Regions from separate parts of the Homo sapiens genome. Here region 1 is linked to region 2. A link is a loop called in an ENCODE intact Hi-C map of the cell type or tissue named here. Cell type or tissue: CD14-positive monocyte. All regions are shown on one strand. Region 1 overlaps TTC7B (tetratricopeptide repeat domain 7B). Region 2 overlaps TTC7B (tetratricopeptide repeat domain 7B).

Region 1 (8,000 bases), 50 kb before region 2:
CTGCCTCCCTACCTGCAGATTCAGAGGCTGGCAGGAGCCTGTGATTGGCTGTCTGCGTGCCACGCGTGTGCCACATTCCTATCGCTTCTCTTCTTGGGAGTGCCTGCTCGTCCCCCCTGCCAAAATCAGAAGAGTTTTGAAGTAACAGGCAGCCAGAATGACAAGGGCCCTCTCCTTTGAGGGCTTCAACTAGATGCTCCCCAAGTGATCTCCAGCCACAGGATCCCGTGATTCTACTCCTGATGAGGACTGGGGCTGTTTTTCTTTCCTGTAGCACCTGGAATGCAGTTCTATACCAATTAGACCTCCGGTGAATGTGCTTCACAGAGTTTAATGAGGCTGTTAGCCTTTGGCATGCAAGAAAAGAAGGGTGCATACTTATTTATAGCATCTAGCTTTTTGATTCAGAACAGGCTGTTTCAGCTGCAGAGCTCCTTTTGTTGATCAGGAAAACAGTTGATATTTATCATTCCTCTTAGCAAAAGGAGGACAAAAAAACCATTTAAACATATAAATGTTTAAGTACTTAGTGTTTAAGTACTTACTAAGTATATTGAAGTACTTGGTGGTGTTATTGCAATGTATTGGTTGAGTAGGGCTGTTAGAATAATCCTTATTTTTGATTATCTACCATCTCTCCACATACCGGCTCCCGTGTCTTATTTCAGCCACAGTGATCATTCTCATCTCCTCCTCCTCCATCGTCCCTCATCCCCATCCCCAAGTCAGTTTCTAGGTATTGCTAGCTTTTCACTGCTTAGCATCCTCCATCACACTTGTCCTCCCCTACTTAGTCCCAGCCCATGCCTCCCAGACCTGGGTTACGTCTCTCCCGCCACCCTGTCTTGCCTACTTGGTCTCAGCATGCTGCTTTCATTTCTGCCTCCCCGCTGTGCTCCTTAAAGGCACAGTGACACCTTCCTCAGTACAGCAAAGCAGCTAAGAGGGCCCTGGGTTCAGGTTCAGATTCCAGGTCTGCTGCTTGGTGTCCGCACTAGTGAGGAGTATATTCAGATGTAATTAACAAAACCGGCATGCAGTGGCTTAGCCAAAGAGGAATTTATTTGGTTCCCCCTGCAAGAAGCCTGTGAGAGGCTGGTGCAGCAGCTGCAGCGCCTCATGGCATCAGGGCCACGCGCTTTCTCTTTCTGCTCAGTGTTCCTGGCCACCCTACTTCCGGCTGTGAAGGGGCAGGGCTGAGGGCAAAGTGTGTGCTGGCAGAGAATGCCCTGCTTTTAAAGGACTCTCCTGGAGGCCTCGCCCAGCCACTCCTGCCGATGTCCCATGGCGTAGGATGAGGCCCGCAGCCAGCCCTGAGCTGAACACATTGCCCGTGCTCACCTTGCTCAAGGTCTTCGGATGCCCACCCTGTGCCATCGCCAAGCACTAGGTGCTTGTTAATGCTTATTACTTTGCTTTTAAATAGAATATGTTTTTGTCAGAACAGCTTTTCACAGTAAACCAACTAGCGTGATATTTACTGTGTGACCTCTGTATATATCATTTAAAATTCTAGAATTCTTTTCTCTCCTCTCCCACCACCTCACTTTACCTTTACCCATTTGTCACCTTCACTGCAGCTCCTTGCCCTCCTTCCTTCACTGTCCGTGAATCCTGAACATCCCATCATTTTCCTGTGCTCCTGCACTGGCCTCCTAGCAGCACAAGAGAAGGTGGCAACACAGTGGTGCAGGCTCCACTGCGTGGTTGCACCAGTCTCTGAGCTGACCCTGCTGTGAGCCTTCTCTCCCCTTTGGTGGAGGGGGATTTTGTTGTTGTTTAAACCTTTTCTATTTTTTGCATTGTTTTTCTTTTTCTTTTCTTTTCTTTTCTTTTTTTTTTTTTTTTTTTTTTTTTTGAGACAGGGTGGTCTTGCTCTGTTGCCCAGGCTGGAATGCAGTGGTACGACGATCACAGCTCGCTGCAGCCTCGGCCTCCTGGGCTCAAGCTATTCTCCCTCCTCAGCCTCCTGAGTAACTGGGACTACAGGTGTGCACTACCATACCCAGCTAATTTTTACTAATTTTTTTTTGTAGAGACAGGGGTCTCGCTATGTTGCCTTAGCTGGTCTCGAACTCCTGGCCTCAAGTGATCCTCCTGCCTCAGCCTCCCTAGTGCTGAGATTACAGGTGTGAGCCACTGCGCCCAGCCGCCTCTGTTCTTTTTAAAACCTCCTGCCATTATTCTTTTCTTTTCCTCCCAGCACCCACCTCATTCCATCTTTACAGAGAAAACTGGCTGGGCCCGACACCACCTGCCATTCTCTCCTCCTTATCTGGAGGATCTTGCCTCTGTAGGAGAAGGCCTCTCAGCAGGGATACATTTGTTCCGGGGACCTGGCTCTCTCTAGTCTTCTGGGACCTAATTTATCTCCCCAGAGTCTTCACTCTGCATGCTGGTTCTGCTCATGTTAGCGAGAGGCTTGAGTTGCCTCTATGAAAAATTAACACATAGATAACCTTTCTTCACCCCACACATCCTTCCTTCATACCTCATCTCCATCTTTTCTTTGCTTATTGGTCCCCATGGCCTGTGTTCTCCTCCCGTGTCCCCTAAAGCCACACGTGCGGAGCTCGTCACCTGATTGATTGTGGTGGCTTCTTGGCCTCCGTTGCCGCTGGCCCCATTGGCCCCTTCTCGGGTCCCTCTCTGTGTTGTGACACTGCTGCATGCCCTCCCACCCAGATCCCTTCTTCGCCCTCCTTTCCAGATCCCTTTTCTCTCCCTTTCCATGGTCTGGCCCCACTGCCTTGCCTCTGAATACTCTTCTGGACTGATCTGATCTCTTCTAGTAACTTCAGCTCTTTTCTCAAATGTTTGTCTTCTGTTAGATCTTTTTCTTGAGGTCCCAGAATGTCTTTGGTAAATTACCTCATGATGCCTTGAACTCAGTATTTCCCGTGCTAAACTCATTCATGACAGCTTCCTTCCCCATTCTCCCTTTCTCCTAAAAAAAAACACCTCCCCTTCTCTCCCTCTCTCTCAAACACACACACACACACTCCACACACTCTCTCTCTCTCACACACACACACACACAATCACACTCGTGCATACACAAGGGCCTTCTGTGGCATGGATTCTCCCCCAGGTATGCAAGCCAGAAACTCTGGGCACCTCCTGTGCCTCCCCAGTCCCCGCATGCTTCCACAGGTGACCCATCCTTGCTGATTTGACCTCGGACACATTTCTTGATTCTGAAACCCCTGGACCATTCTATCCACTTTGTTCCTGGCCTGCCTCCATCAGGGTCTTCCACCTCACCCCACTCACCCCAGTCCCCCACGATCTTCCTAAAGCTCTAACGTCATCATGTCACTCTGTGCAGGGACCAGAGGCTCCTCGCTGACTGAGAGGGAAGTCCGTTTGTAGATTACTCACCACGGCAGGCAATGCACCAGTACTGAGAAGATAAAGAAGTTGTGGTTTCTGCCTTTGATGGTGTCTCATAGTGGGGCTGGGCTGGGGAAGGCCCAGCTCAGTTTCTATTCTCCCTGATGCCATTCCTGATTCCTGGGATCACCTCACCACAGTCCTGTTTCTCGCCCTGGGGGCACTCCTGAGTTTGTCTTTGTCTTTGTGTTGTTGGTGTATTTGCCTCTTTTCCTGTGCCAGATACAAAGCTACTCGAGGGCAGGGATTGTCACAGCTCTGGTCAGTTGTAGGTTGTCCTGGCCACCGGCATGGTGCATCATCCTGTGTGGGGACTCCGTAGGAGCCGTTTGGTGGTGGATTATGTTTTAAGCATTCAAGGGAAGCAGATTTTATGGGACTTACCTTAGTGTGCATAGATACAAACTCACACTTGTGCAGTTGTGGCACCAGTGATTCTCAGATGTCTGCATTTGTTTTTCTTTCCCAACCAGTGCCTAGAAAGAGCCATGAAGTTTGCCTTTGAGGAATTCCACCTGTGGTACCAGTTTGCTCTGTCCCTGATGGCTGCTGGAAAAGTGAGTCCCTTTTGTGATGGGCAGTTTTTTATGCCTTTCCTATTAAGGCCAAAGAGTTGAATGTCATGGAATTGCACGGAATGATAGACTTTGTGGAAGTCTTTCGAGCCACTCTGAGAAACTATCGTGGTCCGTTCTCAGTGAACAATCAGATTTAATTGTTTGGGGAGCCAAGATGGACTTATCACTGAGAAGAAAAATTCTGAAATATTTGTCTTTTTCCAGTCATTGTGACTTCATCAGGTGTCATGGACATGGCTTAAACTAGAGCTGATGTTTTACACAGACACCTCCACTCATCTGAGAGTTAAGCTGATTCCTGGAGGGGAAACCTGTTGGTTATCTTGAGCAATGTGTTATATTAGGCAGTGCATGATACTGGATGAAAATGTGGGCTGAGGGAGTCCAACGGCAGGATAGAAGCTTGATGCTGCTCTCCCAGCTGAGTGACCCAGGCAAGTTACTGAGCAGCTCAGTTTCCTCGGTAAAATGGAGTAAGAACAGCACCTGCTCCATAGATGTGTTATCAGGAGAATGAGATGCTACACCAGAGGTGTTTAGAGGCACGCTCCTTGCTGTGTATACACTCAACAGAGGTCGTAGCTATTGTTTTTCTTGCTAATTTGGGCCATTTAGCGAATGAAGCCTGAGATGGAAGATTATTTGAGCTAAGTGAATTCAGAAATTCAGTATTTTGTGCCTTAAATTAGATATTTACCTTTTATAAGAACAAACTTCCACCATCTTTATGTTTTTCTTAATTTTCCAATAGCTACACAAGTATGGAATGAAATTCAGGTGGCGCCAGAGAAGCATTCCTGCTGGCTTTTAACCCAGTGTACTCCCCAGTCACTCAGAAGCCGCAGGCTCTGGTTTTCATGCACCTCAGGCCCCCGCTTGCTTGGGCTTAAAGTTGGACAAGCCCACGAGGAGGTCACCCTGACCAAAAACCCCTCTGAGAAGGCTGTAGTATTCGGTTCTGTCAAACACTTTGAGTTTCACGGAAATAATCTTCTCTTGCCAAGTCTGCCCGTGCCGTGAAGGTGCTGAAAGAGTGTATCCGCCTGAAGCCAGACGATGCCACCATCCCTCTCCTCGCTGCCAAGCTCTGCATGGGCTCCCTGCACTGGGTGAGTAGGGGCGCCCCCCTCCCCGCTCCTGCAGAGGACTCTGGGCCAGGACTGCCCATTTTTTTCATGTCGAGGCACAGAGAGAAAGCGAGGGTGATTCATCAGCTGTACAAAGACAAGACTGTGTAGAGCCACGGACCCTGGGCCTGGGCCCCTGGCCTCCTCAGGCCTCATCCACTCCCCCAAGGACTGAGGAGTACTCTGGGGTACTCCAGGGGTTTTTTCCTATGGGATTGTGCTTCAGGAATAATGATAATAAGACAGAATTATAATTCATACTCCCATACATCTTGCTTTATTCAAGCAATGTGGGACTGAGAAGAGACACGTCACTGAATTAGCATCCCTGGCTGAACCTGGTTTGTTTTTGCTTTTGTTTTTGTTTTTGAGACAGGGTCTTGCTCTGTCACCCAGGCTGGAGTGCACGATCAGAGCTCACTGCAGCCTCAACCTTTTGGGCTCGAGTCATCCTTTCACCTCAGCCTTCTGAGTAGCTGGGACTACAGGTGTGCTCCACTGCACCCGGCTAATTTTTTAATTTTTTTGTAGAGACAGGGTCTTACTCTGTTGCCTAGGCTGGGAGCCTGGGACTTTCTACAGAGCAAGGAGTCACCCTATATTTCAGCTCATATGTTAAATTCAACTGTCTTCATTTCTATTCCTTCACATACGCGTTTTTCTTCAAATATTCTTGTTCAGATTTGAATTTGGCAATACCCTGATTTGTAACAATTCTAGTACCTCAGAAAATACATCATTTGAGTAGAAAATAGAAAACTCAGTCTAATTGCCGAGATGGTGGTATAGATAATTGCCACATACGATAGGGTTCTAATTTCTTTTCTTTAACTTCATGTCAAGATTAGCAATAAAAAGGATTTGCTCAAAAAAGACCGAAGCATCTTACAAACTCAGGTTGTTCACCCTTATATCCTTGCTCTTTGGTTTTTCCATGTATTCTCACCCAGCAGGAGAAAAGTAAGCCTAGTGAAGAGTGTTCCACTTTAGTTCCATTTTGCTTGGGAAAATGTAGAAAAGATGTTTTGAAAGCACAGGCTCTCACCTGAAACACACAGCTGTGAAAGTGTAGTTTGGTCACGTGGGTTTTGACAGTTTGGGGCTGTGAGCAGGCAAGGGGATGGTGCAGGCGGTTCCAGGAGTGGGCAGGCGGAGGAGTGGACACAACCTTTGCATTTGGAACGTGCCAGTTCCCAGCAGTGACTACTGCCCTCCTCCCAGCTCTGGCTTTATTTATTACTGTAACATATACATCTTGAAATGCCTTAAATAGACCTCTTTTTTTTAAAAAAAATAAGAGTAACAAATCTTTTCTGTATATTTTTTCTTGCATTTTTATTATTAAAATTTCCAAATACCACAAAACTCAAGAGTATATGAACTCCAGTGTCTTATCACCCAACTTCAATATCATCAACATTTGCCATACTTCAATGGAACAAATCTTACTCTTTTTGCCTCTAATGAATTGTGCACCAGGTCTTATTGTGGGTGTAGTTTACAGGTGCACATTTTCTCATTGGAATCTGCTGGCACAAGGTACATGTGTTGTGGTTTGTAAAATAAGTGGATGGAGTTTTGAAATTTATAACAGCTCATGGCAAAGAGAATCCAAGCCTAAATGGATTCTTTATATCCTGGGTAGGGGGGGAAAGAAAGGCTCAAACATAAAACATTTCAAGAACTTGATTCTTTACAAATATATTCAGTTCAACTTCTGCATACCTAGCACAACTTCATTATAGAACCAGTCAGTAAAAAATAAAGATGAAAAAGATAGACCCCCACCAAATATGAAAGCAACTTTGGAAAAGAAGGCAAATAAGCAGTAAGAAAAACTTTAAGGAGAAAAAGCAAGGTAGGAATCCTGCGAACTGTTAGAGAGCTCAAGAAAGAAAACAGAATCACCAGAGTGGGATTGGGAGATTTGAGAGTCATTTTCAAAGTGACTCATCAGAAATCCAATTTTGGCAGCAGACGCTTATGGGAACTCATGTTAGAAATTCTGCAGGTTGTTGTTGTTTTTAACTTGTCTCATTTTTCAGTTGGAAGAGGCTGAAAAGTTTGCCAAAACTGTCGTTGATGTGGGAGAGAAAACGTCAGAGTTCAAGGCCAAAGGCTACTTAGCTCTGGGGCTCACGTACAGTCTGCAGGCCACTGACGGTGAGAGACGTCCCACCCCCACAGCTGCTGAGCTGCAGGGCTGGACTACCTAAGTCTACCCTGCGGGATTCCCACAGTCCCCTTCTGTCTCAGGAGGGTGCAGAAGCTGGGGCATTCTGGTGTGCCATCCGGTGGGGCCCCTGGTGCTGCTGTCCTCTTTGCTTGGTCTGATGGGAGAATGGGAGGGCAGGGAGGAAGGCCCTGTGCCAGGGCTCCCAGGCCTCATTTTTAGGTACATTATGCTGGTGGCACACTGGGCACCTCACTGCGCTTTGAGGGATGATTCATCCACCTAGCCTTGCACCTGCCCCTGTCCCACCACTTGGTCTGGGCTGTCCTGTGTGAAGGGATGCTGGATCTTAGGTACAGGAATGTGGAAGAGTCAGGGCCAGACACTTCCAGGAAGCTTCCCTTGACTGGTCAGGAAATGCCCCTTCTCCATTTGCACATTTTAATTTGTAGATATGTACATGTGCAGTGCAGCAGCTCACAAGACACCTAGGGGTCTTGGGCGCAGTGATTTTTGGATGTGCTTAGAGTTCTGATGGATGGGATTCTAGCTAAGAAAAAATCTTGTATACTTAAGTTTTCAGTGATATTTGCAGAAAATTTAACAAACTTTTCCTGAACTGTTACTATTCTTTTATCATGTTGTTGTTAAATATAACACAAATGCAAAACAAAAATCCCAGAAACACATGGTTAATTTAATGAATTTTAATTAGTATAAGGCAAAATA
Region 2 (8,000 bases):
TTCCAAAAAACATGTCTGGGATGATGTAATAAGTATAGGCTGACAAATAGTCTGTCCTGAAGGAAGTTTTCTTCTGCTTCCTGTGGATTTCTCTAATGTAGTTAGAGAAATCGCTGGACGTGGAAATTGCAGCCTGTAAACTGTATTAAGTTTCATGCCAAATCTTGTTTGTACTGCTTTAGCAACAGCTGCATAAAGGAAGGAAATTGTGTCTCCTTATTGTAGAATCTGAACTTCTTCACAACAAAAAATCACTCTTAAAGCCCCCAGATTGGAAAAGAAAATAGATTCAAAGAAAAGCATTGAAGATTCAAACCTCAAGAGACAGACGTGGTTCTTTTTGGAGCTGCTTTGATAGGATATCACGATACAGGAATAAAGCAATAGTGTTTACCTACGAGCCTCCTAGAATTTAAAAAAGAAATCCATGTTAGATGAGATCCCTTAACAGTTTCTCTCCCTGTTAGGCCCGCTGTGGTTTCCGTGTGGCTTTACCGGGTGAACAGTGCCAAGCCTGTTTTATAGGCACAAGCTAGAGAGGGGACTCAGTAGAGATGGGCAGTGCAGGAAGCTGGTAGGAGTGGTGGTATGGAGGCTGCCACCAAAACCCTGCCATGTTCTCTCCCAGTCCCTGTGTGTCCCTATCAGCCAGCTTTCTCCAGCTTGGGAACACTAGACAGGGCTCGTACACCAGCAGGAAAGTTAACCACACGATGTAGCACAAAGGCCTACATTCTGGGGACCCCAGAATGAGTGCATGACTGTGATCACACTCAGAAAAGGGGGTCAGGGGTTCTTGAATCCAGCAGCTGCACCTTAGAACCATCTGAGGAGCTGTGAAAAATGTCGATCAGCCCAGGAGTTTTGATTTGTTCGGTTCACAGTGGGACCTAGGCGTCTGTTGTTTAGAGATGTCCTGGGTGATTTTTCCGTGCAGCCTGGGTTTTAGAAGCGCAGGTGTGGAGCATTGGTTCATGAAGACAACTCTTCATGGATGGCGTGTTCATGGACTCACTTGCTAAGACTTCACTTTCTAAGGTTGCTAATGCCAGTCGGTTTCCCCCTGTAAGGTGGATGGAAAATGAAGCTTCAAGTTTTCATTTTTGTGTCTTCTAATGACATAAAAGAGGCCAAAATTAGCCAGGGTCTGTGGGTGTGGTTTATGCCCTGTTTGTGATAGTGAACACTGAAAGGAATCGCAGCCCAGGCCAAGCCAGGAAGCAGGATGCCTCCTTCATAAGAAAGATGCTGAAGAACGTAAAAAATGCACAGAAAGTATTCATTGGCCTTCAGGAGTCAGTATTGGTTGCCTCTCTTTCCTTCCCTCCTCCCACCTTGCAGGTGACTGACATTTGTAGCTGTGTTTTGCAGTGATTCTGGACGTGGGAGCAGCCTCTTAGATAGAACCATTGCTGACAGACGACAGCTTAATACAATTACTTTGCCAGACTTCAGCGATCCCGAGACAGGTGAGAATAAAAAGCCAGAGGGGACGAAATGGTGTAATGGAGAATGTGGGGGCCTGGGACCAAGTGACATGGGATGAGACTGATCGGGTTGGGGTTGGAAAAATTTCTTGCACAAATAGTTTAAACACTCAACCGAGGTGCATTGCTCCAGTGTCTTTCTCAAGTGTTTCTTCACAGTGGGGACGGTCATATGATTTGCCCAGCCCAGTGCTTTCTTTGAAATCTATTTCCCCCTTTGCTCTTGGAACTTAAAATTTGAAACTAAAATGAGGTGGTTTCTGTCCCCATCAGGTTTCCCCTCTGCTTCCCTGTGTCTCCCTCTCTCTTTGGGTTTCAGACCTTGCTGAAAGCAAGGTTCACTTTCTAATCAGTTGCACATATAAACACACATACACCCAGCACAAGACCCCGTAGGGTGGCAGGTGGGTTCCACTGTCCCCATGTGGAAGCCCGAGGCACTTCCTGCCTATGAGCAAATCTGCACACCTCGTCGTGTGTGTGTTCCACATTTGCCTAAGTACAGGGGAGTGAGTCCACCTAACTACAGGGGAGTAGACCCCACAGTGGTGACACAGGTGAAGTGTCCCTTACCCGAAATGCCCGGGACCAGAAGTGTGTTGGGTTTGGGAATATTTGCATAAACATAATGAGATATCCTGGGATTGGACCCAAGTCTAAACACAAAGTCCATTTCTGTTTCATATACACCTATACACACAGCCTAAATTTAGGCAATTTTATACAATATTTTAAAGAATTTTGTTCATGAGACAAAGTTTTGACTGCATTTTGACTGCAGCCCATCACATGAAATCAGGTGTGGAATTTTCCACTTGTGTTGTATTAACACTCAGAAACATCTCGATTTTAGAGCATTTCAGATTTTGGGTTTTCAGATTAGGGATGCTCAACCCATACCAATGATTCAGTTGTAATCTGGGTGACTCGACAGACTCACAAAACATATAAATTTGCTCTTCTTTGAGCCTCAAAAATCATTCTAGAGCATCATTTGGAACCTGCTCCTGTTCCTTCTCCCCCACCCACAGGGGACCGTGTACAACTGAATTTCTATCTGGGTATGCCTGGTCTTTTATGGGCTGGCTGCATGACAGGGACCACGAGGTTATTTTCTTGTCCTTGTGCCACATCCCAGCTCTGCCAGAACCTTTCCAAAGAAAGCCTGAGAGCAGCTCTGAGTCTTGCACTGCCAGGGCTTGTCCTGGGAAAAACCTATCCAGGTGGGCTAAAAGGGATAGGGCCTTTGGGAGCCAGATGTGATGTTCAAGCCTGGCCCACCCCAACAGCTGCCTTGCAGACTGCATTTCTGCCCTAGGCTCCCTTGTACCAAATTTAAAGTCAGCTTGAGAAATCAGATCCAAAAGTCCTGCAGCTCCTGGGTAAAAAGATTTTTGGGCACTGGAAGCGGCACAAATCGTAAATTGGTGCAGTTTAATCTGGCTTGCAGCTGCTGCTTAAAATGTGGACTGAGCCATGGAGAAACTCACCCCCTGGAGTGGCCTGACCACTCTCCAAACAGTTCAGCAGTCATTGGTGGGCTTAGACTGCACACCAGGCAGAGAGCCTGGCTGGAATAGCACAGCAGAGTTCTGCATCATCCCAGCTCCTGCCGAGGGACCTGTTTAGGCCCCGTCATTGTAGGAAAGAGGTCAGGCTGTCAGGACTAGCCACTGCAAGGTGAGGCTCGGACATGGGGAAGAGAAGGAAGTGAAACTCACTATAGCACCAGCAGCAATTTCAGCTGATTCAAAACAGCTGCTGTGGCTACCCAGCGCCGTCTCCCCACTTTTCTCCCTCCTAAGTATCCTGTGAGAACAGCCACACTAAATTCAGACCCCCTTTCCTTCCAGCTGGCCTGGACCTTAATTTCCCTGGAGGTCCCAAGACTTTAAAGCCACATCACATTGAGAACAGGTAGTGTCAGAAAATAAATGAGGTCCTTGTTATTCATTCTTCCCGTTGCCCATTGGGACATTTTTCCTAGAGTGCTTGAGAGTCTCCCTCTTCAGATTCAGCTTTCTCAGATGCCATGGTGTTTAGGGAAGATGTGCCTGTGTGACACAGTCTGCGGTGTCACTGCCCTGGGTTGGGCCTGGCCCCCGGGTCTTCCTCCTCCCCCTCTGCTTAGTGGTACTGATGCAGCCAGTCTCTCGGGTGGGCCACCATTCACTTCCAGAGAGCCTAGGTGTTTGGAGTCAGGACCGCGGGCTCCTATGCCCTTCCTCAACAACAGGGAAGCCACAGCCTCCCAGGCACTGCCACAGACGGTTTCATTGTTGAGTCATCCACGCGAGTCCTTCTGAGACTCCTGCCACCAGCCCTACACCACCCCCGACCCAACCAGGCAGCTGCAAAATACTGATTTGCACGCCGACAATTTAACCAAGAGACCAGGGAATCAGAAAAATGGAAGGCCATTTTAGGAGGCCTTATCATATTTGTAAACGAGGGTAAAATATTCTGAAATGACAGTGTCAATCAAAGAAACTTACACGTTGGGAAGGCTTGCCTAAAAATGGGGAAAAATGCCTCCATCTTGATTAATAAAGCCCAGTTGCATATGGTTCAGCTCATGGTGCAGTCAAGAAGGGGCAGATGCTGTCATTCACACACCTGTGTGGAGAGCCCGCCTTGCGAACCACCCACAACACAGATTGTTTATTCCCTCACCTTGATTTGATTTGAAGAGGAAATACATTTACATAATTCAAAAGCTAAAAACTAATTCACAAGGTGCTGTAGAGAAGTTTGGCTTCCACCCCTGCCCATCCATCTTATTTGTTCCTAAAAATAACTGTATTTATTAGCTTTTTGTTTACCCTTCCAGTATTTTTTCATGCAAACAAGCATATGTATCTTTCCTCTGCCCCTTTACATAAACAACCACACACTGTGTATGCTTTTGAGCACCTGCCATTTTGCACTTCACAGTGTATCTGAAGATGCCTCCATACCCATCTGTGGAGAATTGCCTTATTCTTGTTTACAGCCATATAGTATTCCATGACACATGGATTTTACATTCTGGATTCTTATCCATCCAGCATGACCGCAGTCATTTTTCCTCCCTTTGCCTTTGAACAGTTTTCAGTTCATGTGCTAAAAGAGCCTGGCTGACTTTGAACATCCGCTGCAACACTGCTCATCCAGAAAAGCGACTGGGCTATAGAGGCAAAGAGAAAAGGAACTTATCCGAGATCAGAATGGTTCCCAGTGAAACAGAAGTGACCCTGAGATCAAATGTGGCCTGGGAGAACCCAGCCCTGGCGGGTGGCAGCTTATCAGCGTCATGCCCGACACTTAACTGCTTTTCTAAGTCCCCTTTAAAGGGCACAGGCGTCCGACACAAGCAGAGCCCTGCAGTGTTAGCATCCGTGAGGGTGCACAGCCACAGCCACAGCCACAGTGAACTTCCACTTTCGAGATCCTGCCAACCCTGGGGCACAGGCCCAGGATCACCCGCTGTGCAGGCAGATTCCTTTGTGAGGCCGCAAGTCCTCTTGGATCTGTTTTGTTTTCCCCCAGAACTAAATTTATTTTTTTTCTGTTTTTTAATTTCTATTATGGAAAAATTTCTAAAATGCCAGAACAGAGATACTAATATTCCCGTTACCCACCAGTGAGTTTTAGCAATCAGCATTCTCATTCGATCTCTCTCTCCTGTCCCACACTTGCTTTTCCTAGAGTATTTTAAGGCCAGTCCCTAATATCCTATTTTGCCTGTTAAAATTTCAGGATATATGTGTAACTGATAAGAGCTTAAAAATATATAACTACAATACTATTATTATATATCCTGGGTCCTTATACAGTGCAGCCTCAGTATTCATGATTTTGGAAGTGGTTGGTTAACTGGAATACGGTTTCCTACCTCTGAAATTGTCCATATGCAGAGCTGTGGAATAACATGAGGAGTCACCCACGTCCATAAGCTTTGAACTGGCCAAGTCCACTGTAGCTAATAGAGTGGAATTTTGTTTCATTAAACAGACATGTCAAACTAAAATAGCCCCCCTTATAGAACATGACTTCCCCTTAGGTATCACCTTGGGCGTCCCTTCCTCCCACCTCTGCCATCTCATAGGTCCCAGCCAGTGAAAGAGGACTCAAATAGAGTGACAGTCTTTACTTTGAAGCTCTGAGTCATTGTCTTTTCTTTGGAATAAGTTGGTAGTTCCTTAAATAGAGAATGAAAAAAATATTTTATTCCTTTGCCTTTAAAACAGGATGTGGGGTAAGGGGATTTATCTTTAATAATTGATAGATATCAACAAATACCTATCCAACGCAAAATAAGTATTTTAACTTGAAAGTTTGATCCACTTTGTTTGGGAAAATTTCTAATTGCAGCGGCGGTGGTCTCCCCGTTGCCATGTGTTTCTCCAGCTGTAAGACATGAAGGCAGCCATACCGGCTTTTTTCCCAAAGTGCCCAACCAGCACACCCCAACCATAGGCCACCCCAGAAAGCTTAGCACCCCCTTGTCATAATGCTGGGACCATGACATAGTGTTGCACCTCAGTACTCTGCACCTTGGAAAACCTTATTTTCAAGTAAACTGTATATAAGTGCTTCTCATAAAAAACAAATCTATGTAAAGTCAAGTCCTAACCCTTTCCAGTTGAAAAGCAAATTGCTTCCTCTAGAATGTTCTGGATATTGTAGGCTAAAGATGTATTATTTTCAGCAGATCACACTGCTGAATCTGTGCCCAGGTAAATCTTGAGTTATTTTTATTCCATGGTGTTGTTGCGGACCAACTAAATAACCAGTGGAAAAACAAATTTGTTTTCTTCGAAAAGCACTTGTATTCTATTGTCAGGTAGAGGAATGATTGTGTATTACATGACCTCATTTTCTTTGCAGCTTATGTGAGTATATTAAAAGCGAGTTTATTTTTTTCTTTGTGTTTCTAAAGTTTTTTTTTTGCCTTCACCCTTTTTTTCTCTTTCACTTTTTTAGTGTCAGATTCCTCCTCCTCCTCCTCTCCTCTTTCAAGAACCGAATCTCCTCTCCACCTGTTTGTGTCTTCTCATCTTCATTCTCCCAAACCCGATACCTTTGTGTGGCCCCCTGCAGCTCATTCATTCAGTGACGCAGGTCCCCGCCGGGAACCCTCTCTCTGTAAACATGGTTTTTCCTTTCTTGTGAGACCTACTTCATTTGCGTGTTTTACCTTCTGATAATCTTCCTAACTGATAAGCTGGAGAGGAAACTTCATCAGACTTGTCAGAGAGAAATCTTGCTCATTTGAAAATCCAAAAGCTGTTTGGGGCAGAAGGAAACCTGAGATTGCAGGCATTGGAGCCCATGCCTCAACTTCCTCTTTGCAAAGTAAAGGAAACCTTCTGGGCAGAACGGATAGAAGTTTTTCTAGAATATTGCCTCTAATCCTTGGGTCCTTCCGTGCTTTCCTGGAGTTGATATAAATGCATAAAAATCCTATTAAAAGGCAAATTACGACATTTTGCGCAAAAACTCCCGTTTTCAATTTAGAAATGAATTCAACCAGCGTATAATCATCAAGGCCGTATTCTACAGATCAGGGCCACAGCCCTTTCAGCATGTGGTTCTCAAACTTTACCATGCGTTAAAACCACACAGAAAACCTTTAAAGCAGCGGATCCCCTGGTCCCCACCCCCAACTTTATATTCATTAGGCCTGAGGTGGGGCCTGGGAATCTGGATTTATAAATTGCTCCCCTATGATTCCAATGCCAGTGGGTTTTAGACCACATTTTGAGAAACAGTGCTGTAAACTGTTTTCCATTTGCAGTGAAGGAAAATGTAGGGTTTGTGTCGTGAAACTATGCAGAGAAATTGAATAGTATTTTAGTCTAATCTTGCTTTTAAATAACACGGAAATTTTGAAAGTCGGCTTTAGGGAGTTCCAGAACCTGTCCATGAACAGCAACAAGAAAGATCCCTGTGTGAAAATGAACACTGGTTGGTAAAACCCTTAAATAGGACCTAAATATGAATCTGACCCGGGGAGCCCATCCTTGTTTTCTTTTGCTCATTTATTTAATGTTCACTGCCAGCACTGCTAGAAAATTTAATCTCTATATCTGTGATTTATAAGGGCTCATCTTTGTTCCAAATGCCCAGTTATGTGCTGAACAAAAGCTCTTAAGGGGAACTGCTGCCAGAAAGAACCACTATCTCTAATGTGCATATCTTTTGATGGCTCACCCGCTTTGTTCAGCTCTCACACACACAAAGCCAGGGCAGAAACTAGATTACCATTCAAAATAAACCATCCACGCCGAGAAACCCGCTGACCGTACTTATCTGCATATTAAGTGTTCTGAATTTTGCTTTAATGGCAATCCCAGTTTTATGAAATGGAAGATGAAGATACTGTTTAAACACCGTGTATGTTGTTTTTCATGCATTTCTTAAAATAGACATTTTCTCTTAATACAATGCCTACTGGCAATTGCCAACTTCGATTTTTCTAGAAAAATTCTTTACATTGACTTTTGATGAGTTTATTGTCTGAAAATGGGA

What was found. Peaks named below come from ENCODE experiments on the same cell type or tissue, not always from the same donor. Only the 100,000 strongest peaks of a DNase experiment are listed, where the experiment ranks them.
Region 1: a loop joins it to region 2, with 3 times the contacts of the local background. A loop is called at or near these places in 3 of 110 quality-filtered maps.

Annotation. Positions count from the first base shown.
Region 1 is chr14:90,654,254-90,662,253 of GRCh38, reverse strand. It overlaps TTC7B (tetratricopeptide repeat domain 7B), which reads left to right. Exons shown (of 20, transcript NM_001010854.2): 10 at 3,867-3,950; 11 at 4,976-5,080; 12 at 7,144-7,261. Among named protein-coding and RNA genes, the nearest start is that of TTC7B-AS1, 16 kb to the right of the region's middle. In CD14-positive monocyte, no CTCF peak of the experiment used is centred here; DNase peaks (open chromatin) are centred at 2,903 and 3,393; H3K4me3 peaks cover 1,655 bases; H3K27ac peaks cover 1,200 bases.
Region 2 is chr14:90,604,211-90,612,210 of GRCh38, reverse strand. It overlaps TTC7B (tetratricopeptide repeat domain 7B), which reads left to right. Exons shown (of 20, transcript NM_001010854.2): 17 at 1,372-1,469. Among named protein-coding and RNA genes, the nearest start is that of TTC7B-AS1, 34 kb to the left of the region's middle. In CD14-positive monocyte, no CTCF peak of the experiment used is centred here; DNase peaks (open chromatin) are centred at 1,650, 3,200 and 3,740; H3K4me3 peaks cover 1,804 bases; H3K27ac peaks cover 1,597 bases.